Regions from separate parts of the Mus musculus genome. Here region 1 is linked to region 2. The links are chromatin loops, found by intact Hi-C in ENCODE. Cell type or tissue: heart. All regions are shown on one strand. Links, peaks and the distances in the headings refer to the core of each region. The heading gives the core; the rest is flanking DNA.

Region 1 (16,086 bases), core at 5,335-10,334, 59 kb before region 2:
ACGGAGCTATGTCTAAACGTAACAAGAGGCTGCCTGTGTAAAAACAAGTTCCCCTGAAGCCCAGCTGAGCCATGCAGAGTGAGAAAAGCCAGCAGAGAAAGATGCCAGCTCCCTACCACTAGGTAGTTAAGAGCTTCCATCAGAAGGGGGCCCTGAGGGGTCAGAGTTCAGGCAGATGCCAGGAGAGGGACTGATAGTGACAGGCAGCAGTGTGTGGCCAAACTACCCAGCAAGGGCAGGGAAGCCTCACTCATCGGGCTGTTACTCAGCGATGACACGAGGGAGCCCCATAAACCCGAGCTTCTCATTAGACTCTGCAGCGCCCAGATGGTTGTAGGCATTTACTGCAAGCATAAAGCACAAACTGGCTTAAAGCACATTTGTACCTCAGCCAAAACTACGTTTTTCAGAATCTAATTATTAAAAAATTTAAAACTAGGGGCCGGGGTGTGTGTAGCTCAGCAGTAGAATGTCACCTGGCACATGCAAGACTCTTGTGAGCTATCCTCAATACAAACAAACCCGAATTGTGCTGTATTCCAGTAATCCCAGCACTTGAGAGGGGAGGGGGGCCGGCAGGTGGACTAAAACTTCAAGGCTACCTCAAATGTTGGGAGCCAGCCTGGGCCACATGAGACCCTGTCTCCAAACAGGCAGAGACAAGTAATGCATATATGTGTCTGTGTGCAGACAGTTGCACTTGTAAGGACACCTGTGACTTAACCTAAGGCCTCACTCTTACAGCATTAAGAAAACACTTAAGCCTTTAGCTTAAGCTCTTTTGCAGGCAGGCAGATTTTAGTAAAACATATGGTTAGAATAGGCACCAGACTTAAGCACTCAGAAAGTATGTTTTACTATCTATTTCATAGCACCACAGAGCACGCTCGATTTGTTAACTGGATGTAGCTTCGGGGGTTCTTATACAGAAAGACTTAACAGGCCAATAAATGTTACAAAGGAGACCATTACATACTCTTTTCTCAGAAGAGACAACTTTCAACTCCACGTACAATCTTCTAGCCCCGGGGTCATGAAGAGACTGCGCTGTGATCTGAGAAGGAACTCCCCATTTAGCTGTAACACACACACACACACACACACACACACACACACACACACACACACAGTTGCCCTGTGCAGAGCAGTGTTCAGAACACTCTCAGCTCTGCTCACCATCAGTGCTGCTGCTTCTCAACAACTATTATGAAAGTTGTGCTGAGGTTTATATCATATTAGTACCATTTTAACCCTTTCACCTATACAGTTCTCGGCACGTTATATTCCAGATGCTGTACGACCATCCCTACCACCTGTTATCTAACTATTCCACCGATGAGCAGACACTCGGTATACTCCAAGAAATGATTCTGATAAGAGAATTAAGACACAGGCTGGGCGTGGTGGTGCACGCCTTTAATCCCAGCAATTGGGAGGCAGAGGCAGGCAGATTTCTGAGTTCCAGGCCCTGCCTGGTGTCTACAGAGTGAGTTCCAGGACAGCCAGGGCTATACAGAGAAACTCTGTCTCGAAAAAAACAAAACAAAACAACAACAACAACAACAAAAAAAACCAAAAAAAAGAGAATTAAGACACAAAAATCATAGTTTTGTGGAAGCTATCTCAGGTACTCTGGTAAGAACAAGCATGAGAATAACTACTGAGCTTAAGGCTTTACTTTAAAAAAAAAAATCTAATTTTGACAAAGGAAAAACCCCACAGTTTATAGGAAATAAAATAGGAATAGAGCAGTGGTCCCAGGAAGCTCGTCACAGAGCTCCATTATCACATATAGGTTGTTAGCTAGTTTTGCTTTATTTTCCTGCTGCCTTCCTGAATGTTGTTAGAACACAGTGGCTGTATACCAGAATTTTAGAGGGTTGAAACAATGCTACACAATGTCTGAGGCTGGCCTCGTATTCACAGTGACTCTCCTGCCATAGCCTCCCAGGGCAGAGCTTAGGGGTGTGGATGAGGTCAAGGGTCAACCTAAGGTGGAGGGGGTGTGGGGGTGGGAGTGGGGTGGGGGTGGGAATGGGGACGACAGACCACACACACAGAAACACTGGTCTCAGTTTCCCAGCACAAGCTGGCTCAGAGAGATACAGCCACGGCCCAGGAGGCTGGTGAGCCTGAGGGCCCCGCCCTGGAGCTGTCCGGTGTGACTCTCTGTGACAGCTCTCCTGCTGTCTCCCTTGGTTTATCTGCTGTGGATTTTACCTCTGTTTTCCTAGACTTACTTATTTTATTCCCCCCCACCTCCATAGCTTTTTATCTTTTTCTTCCCAGGACCTTTAAAATTCTCTTATGAAACAAAAGACAACAGTCATCTTTCTTTGCTGTTCTTTTTTTTTTCTGTCTTTTCTCTATTTAATAGCTTAAAAGTTCATCTTAAAGCGTCATCTCAAAGCTTCCCTCCGTTCTGTTAAGGCTGCTTGTGTAATCTAGAGATGCGTGTTCCCACACTGAAGGAACAGTGAACACACACACATCATCTTATTCCCTGGGGATACGAGGAGAAAGGCTTCCTTACTCGAGTGTGCCCAATCTTGTCTTCATCTGAGCCCCTGAGAATGCTAACTCACAAGGTTGAAAAAGAAATATGGCGTTGGTAGCCGTGCCTCTTGCCTCTGTCTAGAGGCAGACAACGTAGCTTCCTAAACTGTAAGCACTGCAGTGACTGAATGCCATCTGATTTAACAACACACAAGTCATTCAATAATTAATGTTGATGTTAATGGAATTGTCCCCTTAAGCTTAGAACCAGAGCAGGATTTGCACATGAGATTGCACCTTACTCTCCCTGCTCTTCATCCCCGATTTACCTCTGCGATCTCTATCTTCTTGGCCAGATCATCAAGGGAGAGCGTGCTCTCGTCAGGAGGCAGATCCTCCTGGAGACTGTAGGACGCTTCTTCAGGAGAGAGGTCTTGGAGGAGGTCAGAGTCGTCGTCCTGGATGTCCTCGTAGGACAGGGAATCTTCAGCATCCTTCAAGCATCTCTCCAAAAGGCTGTGCAGATAGTCTTCCGTTTCCTTACTCACTCGGTCTTCACTGTCCCGCCTTTCTTCTGGGGCCATACACACTTCCAGACACAGTGTGCTTACGTCACAGGCTTTCCTGTCACCACAGAGTGCACTCTCAGGACCAGTCTCCAAGCCAGCCTGACTCTGTGCTGATTTCCCATCACTGGCCGTGACATCAGGCTGCCGCGGCTCAGCTACCTCACTGCTGTGAGGCTGGTCCCTGGGCAGCGCTTCAAATGCGTCCTGCAGAGGAAGGCAGAGTTCTTTTCGGTGTGCCTGTGAATATTTACCCTCTGAAATCAACCCAGGCAGTGCACCGTCGTCGCCGGTGGAGAGCTTCTGCTCTGCCACTGATTCACTAGGAGGAGCCACCTTAGGGTCTCTGGCCACACCGCAGTGGTCCTCTGTGGGAGGCGCCGGCACGCAGCTGCTGTCTTTGCAGGCATTCGAGGCAGCAGCTGGCCCTGACCTGCTCCCGGCTGTCTCCAGGGACTGGGTGTGGAGGTCCAGTGTGGCATTGGTGCTGCTGGGCAGCTCCTCCGTGTGGTCCTTTCCTGCAGTCCCTGGAAGCTCGGGGGAAGCTGTCTGCCACTCCATCTGATGACAGCCGGGGCTGCTCTCCTGGGGCTCCTCCTCATGCCGGTCTCCACTTGGATCCGTGCTGGGACAGGTTTCAATCTCTGAATATGAAGAAAAATAAGCTGCTTTTGGACTCCAAACAACGCTTTGCATACAAAGGTAGAGGGGAACACATGCACACGTGTGACACAAAACTATTCTAACCCTTTCAGACAGAAATGCTGTCTGTTACACTGCAGTGTCCTTAGGCAGAACACACACGCCATGTGGTTAATAAATAGTATTAATGTAGTGAAAAATGATTATTCAAAAGCATGTTAAAGTAAATGAATGATTCAGTCCTCATTATAAATAAAAAAGTTTAAATTCTGAATTTTTTGTCTTTTATATTTAAATAAATACACTTATTATTTTTCTTTTTTTAAAAATCTAATAAACCAGAAAACTTTTTTAGCTTCTACTTACTTAAGGCATGCCATTATTGGGTAAGTATTTGGGTAATCTTACTAATAATATAAAGATGTAAATAGGACGAAGTTTATTCAGAATGAAGGAAGGAGAGTTTGTCAGATTAGACTTGTAATCTGAACACAGCACCTTTGAAAATGTGCCTTCAGAGCACAGGCAGCTTCCTAGTACATGGGCGCAGAGGGGACTACAGAGAATACATCTGACAAGAAGCAGAAACAGGTTTGAATTTCTACCTCTCAATACTTTTTAAAGAAAAAACTTGTATGTAAACAAAAAGCAGAACTTGCCCATTGGTCAAGAAAGAAGCCCTCTCATCTTGTTAGCTAAACATTCTACGAGGGCATATATAATTTCCACAAAAAACAGTCAAAAGTGTAAGACAAAATAATAGTTTTATTCCTTTTAAATTTTAGTTTACTAGAACTTCAATTACCAACTGACAATCTAAGCAGTCCAGCCCCAAGACCAGGTATTTCCTAAGTTCTGTCTCAGATGCCGGAGAGGCCAAAACGGCCTGGCAGACTCCGCTGTCATGCAGAGGCGGCACCGGAAGAGTTCTGCACGGTCCCTGGCTCCCGACCCCCAACTTCTGATATCAGAGAGCACTGAGAAGAAGTGGCCATCTCTGGAGAGTCCAAGGTTTGGCTGCAAGACAGCAGGTCCCCATGGGTTGTGAGCCTTGCCCAAGCTTATTGGCATCTATCAGGCAGGGTATGGGGCAAAGGTCAAAGTAAGAAAGGCTACAGCCAGGTGGGAAATGGGTCAAGCTCAGTCATAAAGTCCAATGAGACCGGGCAGCACATTCCTGGTCTGTTAACCCCCAAGGCTGGGGATCTCCACATAAGGGAAAGGACAATACATAACAAGGACAAAATACAGAGAAAGATGCAGAGTGCAGGGCCCCAAGCTACACTGGAAAGGCATCCACAGCACTGACAATTCTCTCTTAAAGATGAGGTGGGGCCAGATGCCCTTCTTTGTCCAGGATCATGATGGATATTGTTGTTTGGATTGTTGAAGCCAGTGATAATCCCAACCGTTTACTCAGTCAAAAAATGAGGTATTCAGTTAGAAGAGCAAGGATCCAGGCTTAACTTAAGAACCAGAGCACCAGACAAATGGCCTTAACTGTGGTGCCTCGGTCTCCCCATCTGTACCACAGAGAGCGCAGCAGAGGACAGGCCGGTGCTGGGCTGCATGCAGTGCTAAGCTTCGCTTCACACACAGGGTTCCTAACAGCAATCTTCCCAGTGCACACAATGTGGAGGCACGGCCACACTCAAACTGGGTGACTCCTGAGTCCATCCCTTTACTGGGTGCATGTGTGTGTGTGTGTGTGTGTGTGTGTGTGTGTGTGTGTGTGTGTGTGTGTGTGGACATGACTCAGGACAGGATCTTCTACAGCCCAGGCCAGGCTTAAACTCGCCCTGTAACTAAGAGGACGACTTTGAGTCGTGTTCTCCTGCCTGCCCCTTTCGGTTCTGGGATTACAGGTGCACATCACCGTGTCTATTAAGTTGCAATAAAGCTTATTTTACCCTGGTTTCTGACATTTAAAAAATTACTAGAAAAAAGACAGAAAAAAAAAAAAAACAAGCGTGTGAGGTTGACACAAAACAAAATCCCTAATTTGTGTCATAAGAGAAAAGGGAATGAAGATTTGGAACTGACTTAACAAGAGCTTTGGTAGAGCAGAGGGCTAGTGAATGGCAACAGTCACATCTGTACTGTCAGGGAGGCTCACTCAGAACGCCTGCCATCTCTCTTTAAAACAGTTCAAATCATAAGGTTCATAATATAAACTGATAATAAAATCATCATCAGGATAAAAATGTCCTGAAAATATTTACTTCTAAAGCTTTGTAAATACATTTAGAAATGTTTCCCAAAGCCTGTTTGATATGCTTGCACATGCACTTATATAGTCACAGACATACACACAAAGCGGTATGAATCACACACACTCTCACAGCACACATGCAATGTCTCACACACACAGTCACACACACACACACACACACACACACACACACACACACACATCCGTTTGCACATGCACTTATATAGTCACAGACACACACACTCACTCATACAGTGTCTCTCACACACAGTCACACTCTCACAGCACACATGCAGTGTCACACACACATACACACACACACACACAGAGTCACACTCATTCATCCGCTTGCACATGCACTTATATAGTCACAGACACACACACACACTCATACAGTCTCTCTCACACACAGTCACACTCTCACGCACACATTAACATACACACACTCACAGACACACATTCACATACATACCCACCCATACACACACACACAAACACACACTCATACACACACACGCATATACACACTCATACACTCACACACACACACACACACACACACACACACACACACACACACACTGTATGTTAGCTAACAAAGGAGAGAGGATAACGTTCTATAAGTTCTCCAGACAGAACTTCTCCCTAGCTAGGCTTACAGAACAGGTTGGTACCTGGTTAATCTGTTCAGTAATAGTTTGGTTTTTTGTTTGTTTGTTTTTGTTTGTTTGTTGTTTGTTTTTACACAAGAAAGAATCTAAATACACCAAAGCTATTTCAGACCACTCTGTATAATCATTTTATATTATGTTTTCCATACTGACATTAGAGAAAATATTTAGATTTTAAAGAATTTATATTCTATTACTTCTAGTTATCTAAAAATAGAAATACATATAGAAATGTAGGTTTTCTATTTTTTAAAAGTATATGTACAAAAACCTAAATAAAAAAAATTCCAACCCAGCATTTCACATGTAACACTTAAAATGCTGCAGGTGACAGGGCTCCTGTAAGCCTCTCTAGTGTTCTCTGCACGGACCTGGCTCTTTGGCTGCTGCTTCTGTCCCCACTGCCTCTTCAGACATTATCGCCCTTGCAAGGCTTTTCCTCTCTGGTGACGGTTCCACAGGCGCTGTCTAAAAAGTTGTTAAAGAGGAAAAGATAGTCATGACTTTTTTTGAGAAACTTGTATTAAGCTAGAAAACTGCAGGCATGCTGGGGAAGGTTTTCTGGGCCAGTCTGGCACACAGTGTAAGGTGCTGACAGGCTCCCCGTGAGTGCTTCCAGAAGCAAAACCTCTTACCTTAAGCTTGGACAAGAGAGGGCTGTAGGAAAGAAGAAAAACATAGTTTTAAAAGTACAGCATGCTTCCAAACAAATGTCACTGAAAGGACTATAAAAAACCAGAGCTCTCTGCATTCTAATATTAGCGCAGAACAGTCCCAGGGCTGAAATACTGCCACCGGCCTCCGTGGTCAAAGGAGAGCTGCAGCTTGTGTTCGCTTCCTTCACCAGCTGATTGCTACTGCAAGGCCCCACACAAGCTACAGGGGCTTTTCACACCCCACAAACGTTTTAAAGTTTCAGTTTGAAACAGATCATGGCAGAAGAGAATTAGCTGGAATTACCCATGGACAGACAAGTACCTTCCAAGTGTTCGGTTTTAAGGATACCACTCTAACAGGTGTGGGTGAAATAAATTCTAGCTTTACTATTATCACTATACTTGGGATTAAGAAACAGGTCAAATGTCTACATGTTGAGCACGCAGGCCGCCACGGGGTCATACGATACATTGTCACAGCAGCACAGCAGCACTGACCCTGCATGTGATAAAATGGAACCGAGAAACAAGGGTGTAGGGAAGAATCTAGAAACAGTAGCATTATCCTCTCTGAACTCACAGGCCATGTAAACTCCACTACAGACCTAAGTTACGATCCGGGGGAAGAGAGGGGATCACGGACTTGGTGCTTCAGTGAAGCTTAACTATTAGGGTGACTTAGTCTTAGAAACCTAGCTGCTCTACACAGATGAAGCAACTGAGAAGTACCTGGTGGATGAAGGTTTCCGTCACTTAGGTTAAATACTACATACTGTGCTGCTTAGACCGTTCTTTAAACGGTTACAACTGTTCTTAAGATATACAAACACTGGGAAACAGCCAAAATAAAAATAGTGAATATATAGATATCCATACATTTAATAAAATTAAAATAATAAATGATTAAAAAACAGAAAAAGTCATAATGCATAACTTAGATCATTTGACTTGTCTGATCCCTTAATCAGAAAGTATCAAAATTATCAATGTTTCTAGTTAGAAGGATCCTCGAAGCCTATGGAAACCAGGTGAGGTTTAAAAAAAAATTATTATACTCAGTTTAGTTTCTTAAGTTGAAAATGTCAAGAAAACAAAGAAATGGCTCATGCAGTTCCATACTCAATGTACTGTATATCTTCAATCCGCTCCAACTTACTTTAAATAAATTATAACATACGTACTCTTGGTGAGTTGTGCAAATTTTAGCAAGCTGTTCAAAATCTTCACCATTAAATCCCTTTTCTGAATTTCTCAGAGGCGTCACTGTACGTGGCTGGACAGCTTTCCATTTTGTTTCTAAATTTAAAATATTTGTTAGTCACTGGTTCTTACAAAATCTATTTAGGCTCCACTGTAATAATTAATATACAGCTAGCTTCTCAGGCAACCCAAAAGTTAACACAATTAGCAAATAGCTACGAAGAGTAAGATACAGACCCGTCAGCCTTCCCTCTCCTTCCTTCTCTCTCTCACCAGGTGCTGGGGAACTCAGGGCCTTGCCCTTGCAGGCTCTAGGACACTAAGCTACACCCCCAGCCTGGGCTTTGCAACAGTAACTTTTTAACATGCAAATCGAGGTCAGTGCTAGCAAGTTGTTACATTAATTCCCATTAATTCCCAGTTCCAGGTCAGTCTGTACTTACCCCATTGTTCCTGAATGGCAGAAAGATTTGCAAGCAATTGCTCATGATACAGCCTTTCAAGCTGAATAAATTTCATTGCTTTCTCATCTGAACAGAAAATCTTGAGGAAAATAGAAATCAAGACTCCCTCTCCATTAAACCCCAGGTTTGCTAAGGAATGTCCTACAGAAGACAAGAAATGTGGTGGCTCACGCCTTTAATCCCAGCACTCGGGAGGCAGAGGCAGGCGGATTTCTGAGTTCGAGGCCAGCCTGGTCTACAGAGTGAGTTCCAGGACAGCCAGGGCTACACAGAGAAACCCTGTCTCAAAAAACCAAAAAAAAAAAAAAAAGAAATGTGTGGACCTGATCAAAAAGATGAGCCGACTCTAAATATTTTCAAATGTAAGCAGAGCTGACTTGAGGTTTCCTGGCTTCTGAGTAAGCGCATCTCATCATGTGCACACATGGAACGGTGACGCCGAGGGACTTGGGTTCCACACTGGAACACAGAGAAATGAAAGGCTTTACTCAAGGCCTGCACATCTAGCGCTCAGTAAAGCCATCCGATTGGAAGGAGGGCCCACAGGAGATCTTGGAGCCTGTGTAAAACTTTAATTTCTTTACTTAGCTGACTTCCTGACTCTGAGACCCTTCAGGCAACGTTTCTTTTTGGTTCCCGGACCCTTAGCTTACTTTTAATCGGACACTTTCCTCCCATGAGTAAAAAGTATAACATGCTAAATCATGAAAACATCACATGACATGGGTCTTTTATAAAAAAAAAAAAAATAATTCCCTACAGTGACTTTCCTAATTATCACGGAATTCCAGTTTTTCGTTGTTGATCTTCTTATGACCTTTTGGCTTTCCATCTGCACCACACAAACCTGCATCTTAGGAGGTCACAGAATACTGTCCAACTGCCCAGCTTCCTCTGGGCAATGTCCTGAATGTTGACCCAGAAAAGAGAGAAGACGCGAAAGTTTAGCTTTGTAGCCTTCCCATGAGCACTAAGAGGGCAGTTCTCACTTTATCACCTAACACTCCTGGGCCCAGAAGCAGCATCACAAGTCCTCTGCACCCTCTGCCCAGGCTCTGCTCCCTCTGCCCAGCCTCTGCTCCCTCTGCCCAGGCTCTGCACCCTCTGCCCAGGCTCTGCTCCCTCTGCCCAGGCTCTGCACCCTCTGCCCAGGCTCTGCACCCTCTGCCCAGCCTCTGCTCCCTCTGCCCAGGCTCTGCTCCCTCTGCCCAGCCTCTGCTCCCTCTGCCCAGGCTCTGCTCCCTCTGCCCAGCCTCTGCTCTCTCTGCCCAGGCTCTGCTCCCTCTGCCCAGGCTCTGCACCCTCTGCCCAGGCTCTGCTCCCTCTGCCCAGGCTCTGCACCCTCTGCCCAGGCTCTGCACCCTCTGCCCAGGCTCTGCTCCCTCTGCCCAGGCTCTGCTCCCTCTGCCCAGGCTCTGCTCCCTCTGCCCAGGCTCTGCTCCCTCTGCCCAGGCTCTGCTCCCTCTGCCCAGGCTCTGCTCCCTCTGCCCAGGCTCTGCTCCCTCTGCCCAGGCTCTGCACCCTCTGCCCAGGCTCTGCACCCTCTGCCCAGGCTCTGCTCCCTCTGCCCAGGCTCTGCTCCCTCTGCCCAGGCTCTGCACCCTCTGCCCAGGCTCTGCACCCTCTGCCCAGGCTCTGCTCCCTCTGCCCAGGCTCTGCTCCCTCTGCCCAGGCTCTGCTCCCTCTGCCCAGGCTCTGCACCCTCTGCCCAGGCTCTGCACCCTCTGCCCAGGCTCTGCTCCCTCTGCCCAGGCTCTGCTCCCTCTGCCCAGGCTCTGCACCCTCTGCCCAGGCTCTGCACCCTCTGCCCAGGCTCTGCTCCCTCTGCCCAGGCTCTGCTCCCTCTGCCCAGGCTCTGCTCTCTCTGCCCAGGCTCTGCTCTCTCTGCCCAGCCTCTGCACCCTCTGCCCAGGCTCTGCTCCCTCTGCCCAGGCTCTGCTCCCTCTGCCCAGGCTCTGCACCCTCTGCCCAGCCTCTGCTCCCTCTGCCCAGCCTCTGCACCCTCTGCCCAGGCTCTGCTCTCTCTGCCCAGGCTCTGCTCTCTCTGCCCAGGCTCTGCTCCCTCTGCCCAGGCTCTGCTCCCTCTGCCCAGCCTCTGCACCCTCTGCCCAGCCTCTGCACCCTCTGCCCAGGCTCTGCTCTCTCTGCCCAGCCTCTGCTCCCTCTGCCCAGGCTCTGCACCCTCTGCCCAGGACTGAAGGCTTCCTATTCGGATGCATACTTGAGTGTACTGGAAAACTTTATTTTGTTGTTTACTAGTGAAGACCTAATGTGTCCTTTTAACATACATCTGTACATCATAAAATATTTCTATTAGTGAGGAACCATTAAAACATACATTTAAATTGCCCAATGATGCAGATGGATCTTAACATGATATTCTCCAAACAACAAAACCATCTAATGATATCTTTCTCTGCACGTGGCCCTACTGTGTGCAGCTCAGGACCACACTTGCAGCATGCAATCAGAGGAGTTACTGTCTGCTGCTGTCCGGCATGTTCCACTATGTGAATGTTTGACTTGTGTGCTTAAGAGCAGGAGAATCTAAAAGATTTTTAAAGTTTCTCTTCCCGGCAGCATGTGTTTTCCCCATTCTCTTGAATATAAATATTTAATGTTGGTAAACTTAGAGGTTCTTTATGGAAAGCCACATTTAAATGGCTCTAGGGGGTTTCTGGAGTGACCTGTTTCCTACACTTTGCTCTTTGAGGTGGCTACAAGGGCACACTCAACTGCCAAAACCTGCTGAAACCATTCGGTCTGCACAGCTTGTTTCCTGGACCTCAATATAAAAAAAGATGGTTTTTCCAAGCAGCCTATGAATTCTGTCTGTGAGGTAGAAAGGATACAGTCCTCTTCCTGGAAATAGGTCTCAGCTACCTGTAAAGACAGAAGAAGAAAGGAGTATTTGAGTGAAAGGACGAACTAGGGAGACAGCAAGATCTTGTAAGGCTGCTTTGATAGGCTACTAACAAAATGATTTCTCCACATCCATGAGTTCAGAGGAACTCTGTAGGCGCAGGCCACAATCCTAGGGTCTCCGTCAGCAAAGCTAGCACAAGTACCCTTTAGCCGCCAAACCACCATGTTCTTTCCAGTCTAGTCACGTCCTAACAAGCTTCACTTAGCCCCTTAAGTTTAAAAAGGAAGAATGCTTAGGGATGAGGGGAAGGCTATAGGCTTACAAAGCTGCAGTAGGGGTCAACAGGTTTAAAAGATTATTATTATAAACTAAAAGTTAGAAATGGCCAGGCAGTGGTGGTGCACACCTTTAATCCTAGCACTTGGGAGGCAGAGGCAGGTGGATTTCTGAGTTTGAGGTCAACCTGGTCTACAACCTGGTGAGTTCCAGGGCAGCCAGGGTTATACAGAGTCTCAAAAAACAAACAAACAAACAAACAAACAGTTAGAAATGGGGTCAGGGAGATGGCTCAGTAGGGAAAGATGCAAGATGAGTCTGCCTAGGCTGACAACTTGAGTTCAATTCATGTGATTCCACATGGTGGAAGAAAGAAGAAGTTTCCCTAAGTTGTCCTCTTACTTCTACATGAGCATCATGGAACACCCCCCCCACACACACACACACACACTCACACACACCCACACACCCACACACAGCAGAAATGTCACATTACATGAGACTTTAACACCATTTCATTTCTACTTTAAAAACTACCAGCTCAAAACCTCAGGGGACCCTGGTTTTGGTGTGTGTGTTTGAGATTATGTCTCCTGTGGCCCAAGGTGGCCTTCAATGCCAAATGCAGCCGAGAATGACCATAACTCTTACTCCTCCTTTTCAGATGCTGGGGTTGTAAACAGCACCACAAGGTAAGAGCGTGCTTTGATATTTTTACTTATTGATATTCTTAGTGTGTTTGTGTGTACATACCTGCACACACACTAGAGTTTGAAATGAGGTGTTGCCTGCAATTGTTTACCTTTATTATTGGGATTATTTTTGAAACTGGATCTTACTCTGTAGCCCAGGCTGGCCTCAACCTCACAGAGATCCACCTGTCTCTGCTTCCTGAGTGCTGGGATTAAAAGGTGTGACCATGCCTGGCCATGCACCTTCTTTTTTGACTCAAGGTGTTCCATAGAACCTGGTGCTCAGCAGTTAGCTACACTGAGTGGCCATTTAGCTCTGGGGATGTGTGTGTGGGCCTGGTCACCATCAGCACTGCTCGCTTGCATACGCGGAGGCTGGGTATCCAGACTCACGTTCTCATGCTCACAGAACAGGTACTTTCCCATCTGAGCCATCACTTCAGTCCTGTTTTTAAAGATATTTATTTTGTTTTAAATCATGTGTATGCCTGTGTATGGTGTGGTCGGTGAGTGCAGGTGCCTGCAGAAGCCAGTGGCATCTGAACCCAGGGGGCGGCAGGTACAGGCAGCTGTGACTGAACGCAGGCTCTCTGGAAGAGCTTTACAAACTCCTTACTGCTCAGCCATCTTTCAAGCCCCATGCTGAGACCTATTTCTTTTTGGCACAAGATCTCTTGTAGCGCAGGCTTGCCTGAATTCACTGTTTAGCTAAGGATGACTCTGAACTGCCGATTTTTCTGCTTCGACTTTCTGGGTGCTAAATCTAGGCCTGGCACTGTGCTGCTATTTTTAAAAAGACCAGGTTAGCTGAGACAGTGCTTGCCCAGCATGCTCTAGGCTCTGAATCCAGTCCCTAGAACTTCAAACATAGCTCGGGGATGTATGTAGCTCAGTGGCCATGGGCGTGCCTAGTGTGTGGGGTTGCGTGGGGGAGGTCACAACAACAACAACAACAACAACAACAACAACAACATGGGAGACAGACCAGGGTAAGTGAACTGTTAACAGTTAAACATGCGTAGTACCACAAATACACAGAACTAGAGAGTCCAGTCTCAGGAACTGATCCCAGAAAAGGCTTCTCACTTATCAGTTTCATTCTAAAGGATCTTTAAATTAAAAAGAAGAAAAAAATCAGGCACGCACTTTAATCCCAGCTACTAAGGATCAGGCAGAGTAGTAGCATTAGTCCAGGAGTTCAGGGCCAGCCAGGACAGAACAAGCCCCATCACAGGCAGATACAGCAGTTCATTCATTAATTATGAATTTCTTCGACTTAAAAACCTCTGGGCCTGGTGAGATGGCTCAGCAGGTAAAAGCACTGACTGCTCTTCCGAAGGTCCTGAGTTCAATTCCCAGCAACCACATGGTGGCTCAAAACCATCTGTAATGAGATTTGACGCCCTCTTCTGGAGTGTCTGAAGACAGCTACAGTGTACTTACATATAATAAATAAATAAATCTAAAAAAAAAAAAACAAACCAAAAAAACCTCTGACTCCTGAACAGTCTCTGCTGCGTTTCTGACCCTCAGTCTCACACCTGCTTCCTTCCTCCAGCTCGCCTGGCCTTGCAATCGTACGTGGCTTTTACTGTCAACCAAATGTTCATTAATCCAACAGTGTGTCATCTAGACTCAAGAATGCACAAAAGTGCCAGGCGTGGTGGCGCGCGCCTTTCATCCCAGCACTCGGGAGGCAGAGGCAGGCGGATTTCTGAGTTCGAGGCCAGCCTGGTCTACAGAGTGAGTTCCAGGGCAGCCAGGGCTACACAGAGAAACCCTGTCTTGAAAAAAAAAAAGTAAATGCACTTCTAGGCAAAAGGGAGCCGTCAAGAACAGATATATAGATTATTTACTCTGAAAATCCACCTAAGCCCTGCAGGACAATGAGGAGATCTCCCTGCCTCATTTACCTAAACCGGAAAAGCAGCCTGGCAGAGCAGATGGCTCAAGGGCCTGACAGGTGAACGACCTGACTGCTCTGGTCCTGACACTTGGCACTGTGGGGCCCTGAAGGCATCATTTTCATCTTAAAAATGGCCAGAGCCACTCACATCTACAAGAAACAAAGCTGTGCCTTCTACCTCAACTGTCCTAGTATATGGGCGTGTATCACCATGCTGAAGCTCAGGTTGTCCTAGAACTCACTGTGCAGCCCAGGCTGACCTTGAACTCCCAAGACGCTCTTGTCTCAGTTTCTGACAGCCCCCTCCCCTACCAGCCAATCATTTTGTAGCTCTGCTTTGGTGGGTATTTAGTATTCATCAGATGAGTGGATGAATCCCGTGGAAGATGGGGATGGCGGACACTGAGCCATCCAACGTCATTCCCCCCCCCCCCCCCCCCAGTCCTTCAGTACAGTCACACCTAGTGAGTGAAATCAACCAACTGAAAATCACCGGCTTCCTCCACACATCTGAGGGGCTGGCAGGAGAGACTCTGAGGTTTTCTTGGTCACCCCATTCTCCCTTTGACAAGATGTCTGGATTTCTCCAGAAGGCCCAGATCCACTGCAGGGATAGAGACTTTGCTGGCTGAACAGGACCGCTACCAACAGCTCCATTCTCAAAGTCCCTAGTGCAATTATGTTTCCTTCCAATCATTATCACTAGGATAACCTAGGGACTTCCGTGCTTTTCCTCCTAGGGAGGGGTGTGAGGGAGGAGCCTTGGGAACACTCAGGACTAGGTTTGCCCTGTACTAAGCAAGGCCAGTCTTCCCAGAGCTTCCCCAGGGCAGCAGAGAGCTTTCAGGGCATGCCTATAAGAAAAACCATAGCCTCTGGCCCTTTGATCTATTTTTCAGTAGAAGCAAGAAACTGAAAAAAATTTTAACCTATATTTTATTTTTGAAATTCTGTCTGTCAATATTATAGACACCTTTGCTATTTTTTTGGCTTGTTTTTTGAGACAGGGTCTCATGTAGCCCCTTCCAAGTGTTGGTAGTGTGTCCCACCACACTCAGCTTGTATGTGCTATTTCTTGATTTCTCTTTCCTCAATAAAAGATGAATTGCAAAGTTCTTTGCTGGTAGCTGTCCCAACCATACAAACACACGGTCATTCTCTCACATGGTCACCTATCCCATGTTATTATTATACTAAGATCATGGGCAAACATCTGTTCACCTTATTAGAAGCCAACCCATGCAGGACACTACCAACATCTCCATCTTGAAAGTCCCTAGTGCAATTATGTTTCCTTCCAACCATTATCACTGGGAAAACCTAGGGATGTGGGAGGCTGGTGCTTTTCCTCCTCGGGAGGGGTGTCTGAGAAGAATTTTGTTTTCCTTGGAGTGGTTTGGGCCCACCTCAATCCCATTCCCCTATGCTGGGGACTGGAC
Region 2 (14,447 bases), core at 9,448-14,447:
CACATCAGAATGTGGCTCCCTCAGCACTAAATCAATCTGAGCTATAGCAGTCTGTTCTAGAACATTTTCATCTCCCCTTAGGCCTCTCACTTCACACCCAGCTAGTGATCCCTCCCCATTCCCCAGTGTTCCCCACAGCCTTCCTCAACCACTCCAACCACTAACCTTCATTGTGAGGCAGAAGGACTGGCACAGGTTCAAAGGCAGCCCGAGCTGCAGTGAGTTCCAGACCAACCTAGGGCTACAGTGTGAGATCCTGCCAAAAATAAAACAAACGGATCCACCAAAACCCCCACTAACCTGCTTTTCCTGATAGATGTACCTATTCCAGATAGTCCATATAAATGGAATCATAGTATGTGTGTGCTGGTACATACTTTAATCCCAGCACTCGGGAGGCAGAGGCGGGTGGATCTTGGTGAGTTTAAGACCAGTCTGCTTTACATATGGAACTCCTGGACTACATAAAGAGACCCTGATTCAAAAAACAAAAAAATGGATGGAAGGATGGATGGATGGATGGATGGATGGGATCATGTAATACCTAGTCTTTTGTGACTATTTTCACCTATTATGGTTCTGCCATGGAATATCTATTGTGTCAAACTCTATTTGTGCAGATGACTCATGGCACAACTCTTACATCATAACAAAGTGACAAATAATCAATCAAATATAAACATATCATTTCCTTTGACTCCCAATACTTCACGGTAAGGACAGAGCCACATTTTCTGTATCCATCCATTGACTGTTAAGCATCCTGGTAGATCTTAGAGTATTGTGAGTAACATTGTTACAGAGATTTGTCTGAAAGTTTTCATGTTTGCTTGACTTAAGGCAGGGTCTCATATTTCCCACTCTGGCTTGAGCTGCAATGTAACCAGGCATGGCCTCAGCCTCCTGCTTCTCTTGCCTCTAGCCTGGACCTGCCAGCACTCCAGGTGCCAGCACTCCAGGTGGGTAAGCACCAAACGGATCTGTTTCCCTCTCCTCAGGAGTAGAGCCGGTTGAATGATACTTTTGTTCAACTGATTAAGGAGCTGCCACACAGTTTGCTTCCCAAGGGGGTCGACAAACATGCTACACTTCCTACCAGCAATTCACAAGATCTAGATTTCTGTATCTCTCAAGATGAAATCTGTGGTTTGGACTTTTTTTTTTTCAGGACTGCTGTCAGTTTGAGCCAACTTGGGCTACATAGGCGTTCCAGGCCAGCCTGGGCTACAGAGTGAAACACTGTCTCAAAGACACAGTAGATAACCAGGTGTGGTGATAGCACATGCCCGTAATCCCAGTACTTGGGAGGCCAAGGCAGGAGGATTGTCCTGAGTTCCAGTCCATATTGAGCAGCAGCACTGGCCAGGGTTGCTGACATAGTTCATCAGTAGCACTTGTCTAGTGTATAAGAGACTCCTGGATCCCCCCTGCGGCCCCCACCCAAAAGTGCCAGATGTGGACATATGCTAATAATGTCTTAACATGGTGTGTCAGTACAGAAACTGTCCTTGTTCCTGACAGCTCTTTACTTAGCCTGCTCTGGGGAGACAGGATAACATCTGACTGGTACATTTGGTAATAGTTTTGGCTGGAGAGAGAAGTTCAGGGAGAGAACACTCGCCTAGCATGTGCAAGGCTGGAGAATCAGTCCTCAGTTCTGCCAACGAATAAGGAAAAAAGAGATTACACCACCTTTCTCTTGCCTTGTGCCTGTCAAAAGAGAGTACGCTGCGCTACTATGCTGCTTCAGGACGCCTGTCTCCTGCATCCTTAAAGGAGACACTGGATCATGTTAGAAATGAAGGAACAGATAGCCAGAGAAGGAGGGTGGGAATGCTATAGGACCACAGCATAGAAAGATGATGAACTGTCAGAGGAACTGGGCACACATCAGCTTAGCTAGATGGAAAATTATGGGAAGTCCAGGCTTGTATCTCAATGCATGCTCTCCTAGTCCAGTTCAGGCCCTTGGGCAGAACTGAAGAGGACATTGCTCACCGAAATCCCCAAGGCCACACATGTTTATAACCTCTCTGAACCCATCTTCCTATTTCCTACTAATCCTGTAAACTCTCTTTCCAAATAATAAGCAGACACCTGCCTCTCAAACCCAAGAGATGATGATGGTGGTGGTGGTGGTGGTGATGGTGGTGGTGATGGTGGTGGTGATGGTGGTGGTGGTGGTGGTGGTGGTGGTAATCATGTATGTGTCTGTGAGGGTTTGTGTGTGTGAGTGCAGGTGTCCATAGAGTCCAGAGGCGCGGGATCCTTTAAAGTGGAGTTACAGACAAGTGTGAACTATCTGATATAGGTGTTAGGAACAAACTGGGTCTTTTGCAAGAGCAGTACACACTTTTAACATCTGAGCCCTGGGATTAAAGGCATGCACCACCATGCCTGGCTAAACAGCCAGTACTCAGAACTGCTTGAACACCCCTCTAAGCCTCTAGGACCCTATTTTAAAAACAAGAATAACAACAAAAACAAACAAAACAAAACAACAATAACAACTCCCCCCCCCCCAAAAAAAACCCTCAATATAATTGCTGTAACCTACAGAACTGAGAAATTCTACAATGCTAGTTCTCAAGAACCCAGGTTGGAAACCTCCACCTTAGAGCTGTACTGATCACAGAAACAAGCACAACTGAATTGTTTCATTATGTCTCCTTCTGGAGTCTAAATTGGAAAGGTAGCATTTAAAGACCACCATGGTGATGGCTCAGCAGGCAAAAGCACTGGACTCAAACCTGACAACCCTAGTTCCACCCCAGAATAAAGGTCAAAAAGGACAGAAGGGACTCAACAAACGTGTTCCATGACCTTGACTTCATATTCATGGTACTCACAAAGCCCCCTCTCCTCCATAGAGTGGCATCAAGATTTTGGTAAACTGGCACTCAGAAGGCAGAGGCAGGAGAATTTTTGTGAGTTCAAGGCCAGCCTGGTCTACATTACTGAGTTTCAGGCCAACCAGGAACTATACTATATCTATACTACTGCTGCTGCTGCTGCTGCTGCTGCTGCTGCTAATGATAATAATTAATAGCAATTTAATTCCACATACTACTTATTATATTATAAAATTATAATCACTAAAAAAGTTTCATATACATTTCCTTCCTTCCTTCTTCCCTCCCTCCTTTCCTCTCTCTCTCTCTCTCTCTCTCTTTCTTTCTTTCTTTCTTTCTTTCTCGCTCTTGTTTCTTTCAAGACAGGGTTTTTCTATGTAACCCTGGTTTTCCTAGAACTCACTCTGTACACCATGCTGCCCTTGAACTCACAGAGATCTGCTTGCCTCTGCCTCCCAAGTGCTGGGCTTAAAAGTGTGCACCACCACCACCTGGATGCATATCCATGTCCTTTCTTAAAAAACAATTGACTTAAACTCACGTAAAACCATTCATTTTCTAAAAATGTCTTTTTTTAAATTATTTTTAAAAATTAAAACAAATTTAAAATTTTACTTATGTATTCATGGGTATGTGTGCACGTGAATGTGTGTGTGCATGAATGTGTGTGTGCACAAGTACCACACATGGTGGTCAGAGAACATTGGGAGTTGGTTCTCTCCTGCCATGCTGGTCCCCAGGATTGAACTCGGGTCTTCATACTTGGTGGCAAGCCTCTTTACCTGCTAAGCCTTGTCACTGGCCCATGTCTATATTTGAGGGTCTTGATTTTTCCTCAGATATCTCGGAAGAGATTTATACAAGGTGCTCTGTGTAAGCATCAGTCCCACAGTCCCACTGTACTTAGTAACATTCATGTTACCTAGGCTCCAACATCAACCATCAAGTTCACAGGCAGTAATACCAAGTCCAGAATCACTCATGAGCCTATGCATTTCAAAGTTACTCACCAAAGTGGCAGATTTCCTTATATATGTATAGTATAATATGTTCCCTTGCATGGGTTAGGGTTAATTAAAATTCATTTCTTTAATTCAACTTGGGTAAAGTATAATATTTCATATGGCAAAAACAATCTAACTGTATTATAAAACCTAAGTGGAAAACATGTCAGCTTATCTCCCATTCTTCCAAATAAGGAGCAGAGGCAGTGTTTTTTAATTAAAGGCTCCCAGTGCCTCACATATCCTCCTCAATCTCTCCTGCATTCCAGAGCTAGATTAATCTTCAGAAAACACTACCTTTCTGTCTCACATAATAAAAACAGTGGTTGCACAGATTTGTGGAACAAATAATTCTTCATGTCCCCAAAATCCATAATGACATGTTACTATCTGCTGCTCAATTTAGTTCATGTCATCCCATCTTGGGTTTTAACCAAGCATCAAAATATTCTCTTTGACACTCTTGAATAAAATTCAACATCTGCAACATCCCACTCCCCGTATCTCTGTACCTCTTACAGCCAGTCCACACACTGCTACAGAAAAGGACAACTGTTTGAGTCAGCACAGTATCCACGCAGCTTCAGCTCAGCTTCACCCTTGGTGATCCTCTCTAGTACAGCACCCACGACCACAACAGAGATTGCCAAATGTCACATGGAAGCCAGTATTTTGCTCTCATCTCAGAGGAATGCCTCTAGGTCTGCTATTCTAAGATAATCTTTCTGTCTGTATCCAATTTGTACCTCTTTGATTTCATCACAGAATATGCCTATAAGCAAGCCTGTATCCAGGTCACCCTGCACACTAGGACGCTCTTCAGCATAGAGCTCTTCTTTACCTAATCCTAAATCAAGACTAACTTCGAATCTATGAAAACATCCACAGGAACAACTCTTCACTCTAAAGCACACAGAGGACAAAACCTGATGTTTAAAACAATTTCTGAAGCTATGAAAGTATAAGGTAGCCAGGCGTGGCAGCACTCCCTTTAACCCAGCACTCAGGAGGCAAGAGACAGGCCACGTGCAGACAGTCATCTACACAGCTGGCTCTGGGCCAGCCAGGACTACACAGTGAACCTTGTCTTAATAAGCAAACAAAACAAAACAACAGCAAACACCCACCTAATGTGCTTTTTTGAAATGTGTTATCCCAAAATGCTGTATTTGGATAGGAGCTTTGGGAAAAAAGAAAAGACTCTAGAGTAAAGACAGGTTATCCTAAGTTATCTATCCTGAGCTGGACACTAGAGAAGGGAAGCCAGTAACAAGAACGTTACAGAGAACACTTTCCAGGGCTTTTTGCAGGATTGCTGGTAGATTATGCCTTTTCATTTTCCCCTCAAAATGATGTGTAGTTGGCATAGGTAGGCTAGAAATGTCCTCATGTCCCCTGGAGTGTGTCCCTCTTCCTGGCCAATCCATCGCACTTGCCAGTACAGACAGAAGACATCATGGGCCCTGACTGCCAAATAAGCTTTTATTTAAGTTTCTTAGAGAGGAGAAAAAAAAAAAAAAGTTGTTGGGTTTTTTTTTTCAATAATTGTTTTTGTTTTTTTAAACACCTTTTTTTTTTTTTCTCTTTGGAGAATCACTTTTCATAATTGAAGGAAGGAACATTCTAAATAAGATTTTTTAAGGCTTACAACAAGCCAGAGTGTTCCAGCCTTTCACCTTTCCTTGGCAGGCAGCGTAGACACAAGTCAGAAGAGGGAATGTGCTGCACAGTAAGCACGAGGCTCTTTTTCAAGCTCTCTTTCCGACACTCCTAAGGCCAGAGCCCAGTGTGACCTCCCAGCAAAGGCTTCTCACACACTGGGCTCTGGGCGGAGCATCACAGGTGCACGCAGCGTCCTTCCGCAGAGGCCCCTGGCATAGTTGTTGCCTCAGCCTGGATAAGGGCTCCTGAGCAGGAGTAATACACCTACCTTTTCAGGTTGTCAGGGGGATAAAGCTTGTGTAAAAACAAAGCTCTCCAGGGTATGGCTGGGGGTTGTAGGAATCAAATATGCAAACTACTGTTCAACTGTCATCCCGGCAACCTGAGTTCAAGTCCCTGCACTACACAGTTGAAGCAAAGAACCGGCTCTCACAGGTCCTCCTCCTACCCCCATTGTGTGCCTGTGTGGCACGTGTCCCCTGGGACACAGTCTCTCTCTCTCTCTCTCTCTCTCACACACACACACACACACACACACACACACAAATGTAACCTTTAAAAAAAATTTTGTTTGTTTTGTTTTGTTTTGTTTAATTTCTGGGTTCAGTTCCCAGCACTCAAAACAAAACAGAACAAGACAGTAAAACTCTCTATGTATCGTAGAAGAATGCTGCCAATCTGTGGTGTTCTTCCCGCTTCATCCTCTCTAGTCCTGAGCTCACAGGCCTGGTCACTTCCTCCTGTCATCCATGCTGAGTGTGAGGGCAGAAATAATGTGGGCTACTTTCCTGAATCCTTAAAACTTACATACATACATCATACTTGGATTAAATAAGCCTTTTCCATATTCTATGAGTGGGAAAAAAAAAAACCCTAAAATCTTTTTACAGACTAAATTCTCCTTGAGCAATCTTTAGCAATGACTTCAGTTTGCCCAGTCATTCTGTTAAGTCTACAACGGTAAGACTCTACCTGCCAAAGACAGAAACTGTGAACAAGGAAGGACTGGGCGTGCGTATAACACAAAGGACAGCAGGTGCTAAAGTGCCTCAAAGCCATACTCTCAGGACTCAGGAAAACAGCATTCTGTTGCAGCACAGAGTGCGTGTATTTTAAGGGAATTTTAACTTCAAAATCCATAAGTACCTTAAGAGGTTACTGTGCTTTGACTCAAATTACACAGCCTCCACCTAGTAACACTGAGTTCTCAAAACACAGCTAATATAAAAAAAGGATACATTGATCTACTAGGTGGTAGCTTTCCAGGGGAAAAGATATACTTCAAAGATAAAGTGTATCACAAGATAAAATTAATTACTTTTCTATTTACTTTTTTTGAGACAAGGTCTTACTTCCTATGACCAAGGCTAGCCATAGAATCATAGTGATCCACTGTCTCTGCCTCTCTTAAATGCTGGAATTAAAGGTGTGTACGGTGTTAATTCTTACAATCATACATACCATCAAAATGTCAATGCTCTAGTATCAAAAGAGGTTGCTAATTTGCTACTGTTTCAGAATTCTTACTAGGCACTGTGACAGGGAAAGCTGGATCTGTCAGTCTTTGATAGGTACTCTATCTTTCCATTCCAAATGGCCAGCGATGACAGAAAACAGGAAGTCCTAAGATAGCATGATACAGTATCGTAGTGGTAACATGACACAAGGTTTCTGTCTCCAAATATGGTAAGTTCAAAATCATGCCTAAAACACTTTAAGAAATCTCCAACTATCACCAAACATCAGAATCTTAAAATATACCATGTTTTAAAAAAATAGTCCATATAAATTACTCCAACTGCTTAGAAAATAAAAGTAGGCCTTTGTTGAAAGTAAATATATTTTCCCATGGGGATGATAACAGAAAAAGTCTGTACTAATGTAAACCAATAAGGCTCAATAACTGAAGGGAAAGCAAAATAATAGTTTCCACCATGGGGTTGCTAGGATTTGAACTCAGGACCTCTGGAAGAGCAGTCAGTGCTCTTAACCGCTGAGCCATCTCCCTAACCTTAAAGGAGCTTTTTAAAGAAACGGAAACGTTGCCAGCTATCAGTTTTCTTCCTCAGAGTACTAAAATAAATTCACTAGGGCCAATTTATAGGAAACAGTGTGTTTTAATTTTCTTTCCCAGAAGGGATCTAGCTGTGCTGTCCAGGGTGACCCCAGGCTCCAGGGCTCAAGTGAACTCCCTCTCTCAGCCTCTGACATAGCTAGGACCACAGGTACATGCTACTTCACCTAGCTTGGCTTTAAGAAAAAAAAAAACATTTAAAATTTTTCTTCTATTAGTTTTTTTGTTAGGTTTTAGAAACAGGGTCACCTTATATTACCTAAAGTGCTCAGCAGGTCTGCAACTCACTACCCTCCTGCCTCTACATCTAGAGTGTTGCTTTCTAAAAATACAAGTTTTACTACATTGTCTAAGCTACATAGCAGGATTGTGTGAGATACATGTGTATTATATAAGATACATGGGTATTAATAAAAGTGCTTAAGATGAAACAAAGGGACAATCACAGTTACTCTTCCTTCACCCAGGCAAGGCTACAATGTACCATTTAGCCTAAAGCTTGCTCTGTCCCTAACTGCCGCTCAGGTGTGCACTAGCTCAGTCTAGCCTCTCAGTCTACTCCTGTCCTGCAGATTCCAAGCTTTGTATCTTTCTGCCCATATCTTCAATTTTCTCTCTGGGGTCCTGAATTAAATTCTTTTTATCAATCCAAAAGCTGCCAATAGACAACTGTCTAATTTTAAATGCAAGTGAGAACACTACCGAACTGTACACACCTCTTTCACAAAAATTAGTCTGTCCACCTTCTCCAACTCTGCATTTGTTCCTGTAGACCCTCCACAGGCAGCCTTACAGTGTGCTGTTCTATAAAGTCTGGATTCTAGATAGAAAGTCTGTCTCCTGATCAGAGAAGCAGACTTGTTTAGTGTTAAATTATAAGAAGTATTAATTGGGAAGTGTATTAGAACACGGGAGTCAAGACAGGACCAATGCTGGGTCAGGCTGGTCCCCACATGGGGAAGCTGGATTCCATGTTACTTCAGCTCTAAACCATGACATTTTCATCTGAACATGACAGTTTACCACACCTGCTGTGAAGCAGCTCCTGGCAGGTCCCTAGACGATGTGCCAGCAGCTTTATATAAAGCCGCCACACTTCCTTCTAACAAACATAAACTCTGATTCCCATGATTTCAAAGCCAAAATAGCACATCCTCTCTCATTCTATAATTTGCCTAAAAAAAAAATCTACCTCGCTCTTGATAAGAAATACCATGCTGTAGAGGCCCACATCTCCAAACCCATCAGCTATACTTGAAACTGGGTCAGAAAAGGGTCAGTTTCAACACAACAACAGCAGGTACCCTACCTGTTTCACAACCAAGTTCAAGCGTTCCACAGGTCCTTCCCAAGAACACCCTACTCAGTGCCAACAGACTTAGTAGACAAAGACTCTTCCAGCCCTGATACAGTGTTGCCGCACAGGTGTCACAATGACACCCAAGGAAATGACTGAGCCCTCTATTCATCTTCTGATACTCACTAAACAAGCACTGACATCAGCACTCACTAAAGGAGCGGAGTTTGATGTCAACACCGAATAGGAAGAGACTTCTTAGAACCCTCTTCCTGCACAGAATCTTCTCAGTTTGAGAATGGAAGCACTTATAAAAGGGAAGAGAGAGAGAGAGAGAGAGAGAGAGAGAGAGAGAGAGGCTTTTTTTCATGTATCCCAAGAGAATCAGACTCTCCAGGTAGAAAGACATTTTAAGCATCAAACAGCAATGCTATAGCTATGTGCCAGCCAATGAGGGAGGCACTGGCTATAAGTGACTCTTGGACATTTGCAACAGGGTCAGCCCTAATTGAGATGTGCTGAGTGTTAACCACATCAGAGCTGCAGACTTAGCAGGAAATCTTGACAACTACTTGTAACTCTGCTATACAGAGGAGTAAAGCCACTAAGACCATTTCCACCTGGTAAGTGGGACTGCTAGTCAAGTTTTAGAATTATCTTCCACGCCTTTGAATAATGCTTCTCCAGCCTTGAGTCTGATGCAAGCCAGAACTGTCATTTAGTATTTCCCAATTTCAATTCTCATTTAAAAGCTACAAGAAAAAAAAAGAGAGAAACCAGTAGTTTCCGTTCTCAAGCAATCTGATTATGATAACTTAATAAGAAAAATAATTTAAAACCAGCCATAAAGAAACCAGCAGGCACTATTAGAAAGAAAAATTACTTCAAAGGCACAAAAATTGCACAAGATACAAAAGCCCCAACTGCTAAGCAATTTGTGAAAAAAAAAAAACTTTAATTAAGCTTTTCTAAAAATGTAGGTCTAAATGCTGACTCTAAGATTCATTTTAAAAGTGAAATGGACATGGGGTGGGTGCTTTCTGTATTGCTCGAGTACCTGCAAATGCAGACAAGTATACCATTAACTCTATGCAGAGGGAAACAACTAGGCACATGGCAAAGGCCTGCAGTGCCAGGGATGCTGAGTTAACCAAGGGTGGGGGCTCAGGCGGGAAGGCGTTTGCAGAGAAAACATGGAAACCTGAGTCCTGATCCCCAAAGACCCACACCCATAACCTGAGTGCGTGGAGGATGGAGGCAGACGGAGCCGTGGACACTGACGGACAGCCAGCCCAGCAGGATCTGAGCTCCAGGGTCAGGAACAGAACATGTCTCAACAAAACAGTGGACAGTGACAGTCACGTGACATCACACTACACAGGCACACACATGCATACCACATACACAAACAGAAACAGGGAGCTGGGGAGGTAGCTCCAGGGCAGAGCACTCGCCCAGCGCGTGTGCAAAGCCCAGGCTTTGACCCCTAACAAAGAAGGACAATGATAAATATAACTTTCCTAACGCCAACCACTCAAAAGGAAAATAAACCCTGCCCCAAGTTTCCTTGGACTGAGTAGGCTGTGGTCCACAGGCATTGTGAAATTTTTAAAAATGGTGCTAGGTCTGGAATTCAGGGCCTTATACGTGCGAAGTGGTCTACCACTGAGCTACAATCCCCTTGCCTTAAGAGGCTTATTTTAAAAATGAAAAACTCAAGAATATACTGGGTAAGTAAATTTTGTTATTGCTCTGATATTTTTTAAAAATCATTCTGAGGGAGGGACTGGGAGGAGAGGAGGCAGGGGAGGCAAGGATCGTGAGGTAAAGTTAATTAATTATTTAATTAATAAAAATTATAAAAATCATTCTGCCATATTCAATTGTTAAAATATAGCTCTGGGGAGGGGTGCAAGTCTAGAATCCTTCTGAGTTTATCAAAATGCCAATGGGGGGGGGTCACCTTTGCTTTTTTTCTTTTCCTGAGACATGGTTTCACTATATCCTAAACTAGCCCTGAACTCTATGCATCCCAGGCTGGCCTCCAACTGGTGGGTAATCAGCCTCCTGAATGCCAGGAGCACAGACTTTTACCACCATGCCTGGGAAGAATAATTTCAATAAAGAAAGGATGTTAAAAAACAAAACAAAAACTTAACAAAATCAAGATCAGTGAACAACAGTTAATAGCTTCTGCAGTGTACTAACTTACCATGCAAAAAAGGCCATCTTCAGGTGTCAATTCTTTCCGCCCTAGAGTTTCATTAGCTAAGGGCAATCTTGAGGCTACTTGGCAGGTGACACATTCCTGAGAAACTCTTTCCTTGTGCATTTATATGCCAAGCTCAATTATGCTGCCAGCAGAGTAAGCAGAAAGGATTGTACATATTTTAAACTAAGAAGTTGATTGGCCGCAGCTTCCAGCCTTGATGGAAGGGATAATGGGCAAAGCTTTGAGTACGATCCCCAAACACCGAAATCACTCTCAAAGAAAAGGATCTTCTAACACTGCCAAAATTCCCATTAGAGTATCCTATTTTTAGTCTTTGCAATCGGCCTTTTAAATTGCATTCTACGGTACAATGTGCTTAACTAAGTTTACACAGAGAATAAGGAAGCTTCCTAAGGCTTTAATCCTTTTAAACATGGGAAGGAATTTTAAGCTTTCAAATATTAAAATTTTTCAGCCTGAAATTTCAGTCTTGCAAACATGCATATTAAAAAGAAAAGGTAAATCTTGGCCCACAGGGAGGGAAAGAAGGGAGGCACTCGGCGGTTCCTGACAACCAAAGAGGTAGCTGTGGAGGGGAAAGAAGGTATATGGGGGCAAATAAAAGCTACCCGCAGGGAAGCTGGCACAGGCGACGGGCCACCGAACAGAGACACCGACGCGGAGTAGAAGCTGCCGGGTCCCCGGGGAGGGGAGCGCGCGCGGAGAAATTGGCGCGACGCGCGACAACCGCGTACCCGCAGAAAAGCGGGGAAAACAGGAGATCCGAGAGGGGGCGGATGCGAGAGGGACCCGCTGCAACTCCGGGGAGGACAGCGCCCGGGGAGGAGCCAGCGACTCCCCACAGCTCGGCGGTCGCCGCCAGCCGGCTGATCCCCTGCAGCCGGGCTGCTGGTCTTACCTGGGCATCCGAGGCAATGCAAGGGCTACCGCCGGGCGCCGGGTCTGTTTCCAGCCCCGCGCGCTGACATGGCGGCCGACGAGCTGTCACACCGCCGGCTCGGGTCTCCCGCGGCACTGGAGGATCGGACACCTCTAGCCTTCCCGCCCCGCCTCCCTCTGCGCAACCCTCCCGGCTGGCGGCCGGACCGAGGAGCATAGAGTGCGAGACCGCGGCTAGAGAGGAAGTGCGGAGGGCGGGCGACCATAGAGTTCCAGCACGGACACACCCGGAGAGTCCACGCACAGGAGCCTGGGGGCGGAGCCTAGGCGGAAGCGGAAGCGAGTGAGCAAAGGACTGAGGCTAGGTCGTTCGCATGCGCCATTCGTAATGTTTACTTCCGCCCGGCCTAGTGTGGTGGTGAAATGTGTGCACGTGTGATGGGGTGCTCTGCGTTCTTCGCAGAGGCTACCTTAACTGGTGTTTGAGGTGGACTTTAGAGGAGGATGAGGGGACCGGCGATGCGGCTTCCCCCGCGGATCGCGCTGTCAGCGTTGGCCCGCGGCCCATCTTGCATTCTAGGGTCCGGAGCGGCGACGCGGAAGGACTGGCAAACGAGGAACCGCCGCGGCTTCTCTGACTTCAATATAGAGCCGTTGCCTGATTCTGATTTGGAGGAGTCGTCCCCGTGGACATCCAGGAATCGATCGGAGCCTACGCGTCACATAGCATGTAAGAAAGCGGCCAGGAACCTGGTACGGGACCTGCTGGAGCACCAAAACCCATCCCGTCAAATTATACTAGAGTGCAATCCAGGTGAGTTGAACAGAAGCTTTGCCCTTAGCGTTTACGTGCCCAATATCCTAAATTAGTGTTTGTTTATTGTGTATGCGCGCGTGTTTAGGTCAGAAGACGACTTAGCGAGAGTCAGTTCTCGCCCTACACTTGTGATCTCAATGATTGAAACGAAGTGTTCAGGCTTTACGCCAACCGCCATTGCCCTCTGAGCGTTCTCATTGACCCTGAATTGTATTTTTTTCTTTCTTAAGCATCACTTCTTACTGACAGTCATTTCGTTTAGACTTGACAGTAATTTTTATGGCTAAACATTCAAATAGTCCGTGAGTAAGAGGTAGTCGCAATCTTACATACTATCTTATATACTTGTTTTTCTTCTAGGAAATAGTGACATTTGTTAGGACAGTAAGTGTTGCTGTCACTGACAGACAGAAGGCTGTACAGCTTACCTGTTGAGATGTTGTGGGTTCAAGGTAACTGCCTAATCATAGTTTTCTATATGCAAAAAGAATGTTATCTGGAAACATTGTGTCGTTGAAGCTTGTGTAAAGTCGACTTTGAAAGTGACTGTGGCCGGATGCAATGGCACACACCTTTAATCCCAGCAAGAGGCAGACTGATCTGTGAGTTGGAGGCCATCGAGGTCTACAGAGTGAATTCCAGGACAGCCAGAGCTACACAGTGAGATCCTGTCTTAAAAATAGAGGAAGAGAAAGACACACACACACACACACAGAGAGAGAGAGAGAGAGAGAGACAGACAGACAGACAGACAGACAGATAGAAATGGAGAGACAGAATCAGACAGTATGTTGTTTATTTTGCAAATAAAGTTTTTCTGTTAATATACCAGGTCCTGGAATCCTGACTGGGGCATTACTTAAAGCTGGTGCCAGAGTGGTTGCCTTTGAAAGTGAAAAGACTTTTATTCCACATTTGGAGGTATATTTTTATGTTCCTAAAGTAATATATCTATAAAGACTAGGACCTGTTGAGTGTTCCATGCTTGTTGAGTTTCTGAAAGCTTGGGAGTTCTGAAATCTCTTTTCTAGTTCCTACTGGGGCCCCGAAAATGATAACCTCAAAGCATGACTCATTAATAATAAGTGAGTATTTTGGAATAAAGGACAGTTGGAAGCCCTCAGGTGTAGCTTCAGGAAGAAAGTGTTTCTGCCCTCCTGTTCTTCAAATCAAGCCCTAGAGAGCAGAACTCCTATTCTCAGGATAGACACAGAAGCTAGGACCACCTCACTGCAAAAGAAATGATAGGCCTGAGAATTACTGTAAGCTTTCTGTGTGAGAACTGCCTTTGGCCTACCTTGATTCATAGAGGATCGGGAGTTCTTTTGTCAGAAGCGTTCACCCTCTGCCCAAGAGGAACGAATGACAAACGTAGAGAGCCTAAGAATCTGAACGGAGCGGCCCTGGGTCTGCTTCCACCTTTGGTTGGTTCAGGTCACACCCCTTTTATTCCAGCTCATCCCCACAGAGCTGCCCATTCTCCATTGACTCTCAGCGTGAAGTTGGACACTTTCTCTAGATCTACATAGGAACACTTGTTACATAGGCTCCCATTAATTTGTGGTTACACTTTTCAGTTGTTAATCTACCTTTTGTTAAATGAGTGTAGTTTATTCCCTTAAGATCAGG

What was found. Hi-C counts contacts between places; a loop is a spot of excess contacts. Peaks named below come from ENCODE experiments on the same cell type or tissue, not always from the same donor. Only the 100,000 strongest peaks of a DNase experiment are listed, where the experiment ranks them.
Region 1: a loop joins it to region 2, with 2.2 times the contacts of the local background. A loop is called at or near these places in 10 of 42 quality-filtered maps.

What each region holds. Positions count from the first base shown.
Region 1 is chr1:179,597,406-179,613,491 of GRCm38, reverse strand. It overlaps Cnst (consortin, connexin sorting protein), which reads right to left. Exons shown (of 11, transcript NM_146105.3): 4 at 11,760-11,790; 5 at 8,887-8,973; 6 at 8,425-8,539; 7 at 7,223-7,244; 8 at 6,959-7,055; 9 at 2,826-3,706. Among named protein-coding and RNA genes, the nearest start is that of Cnst, 59 kb to the right of the region's middle. In heart, for the core only: a CTCF peak has its summit at 7,392; no DNase peak of the experiment used is centred there; H3K27ac peaks cover 862 bases.
Region 2 is chr1:179,544,190-179,558,636 of GRCm38, reverse strand. It overlaps Tfb2m (transcription factor B2, mitochondrial), which reads left to right and starts at 12,361. Exons shown (of 8, transcript NM_008249.5): 1 at 12,361-12,815; 2 at 13,651-13,739. The coding sequence starts at 12,506. Cnst (consortin, connexin sorting protein) reads right to left here and starts at 12,108. Exons shown (of 11, transcript NM_146105.3): 1 at 12,021-12,108. In heart, for the core only: a CTCF peak has its summit at 11,905; DNase peaks (open chromatin) are centred at 10,216 and 12,196; H3K4me3 peaks cover 3,162 bases; H3K27ac peaks cover 2,942 bases.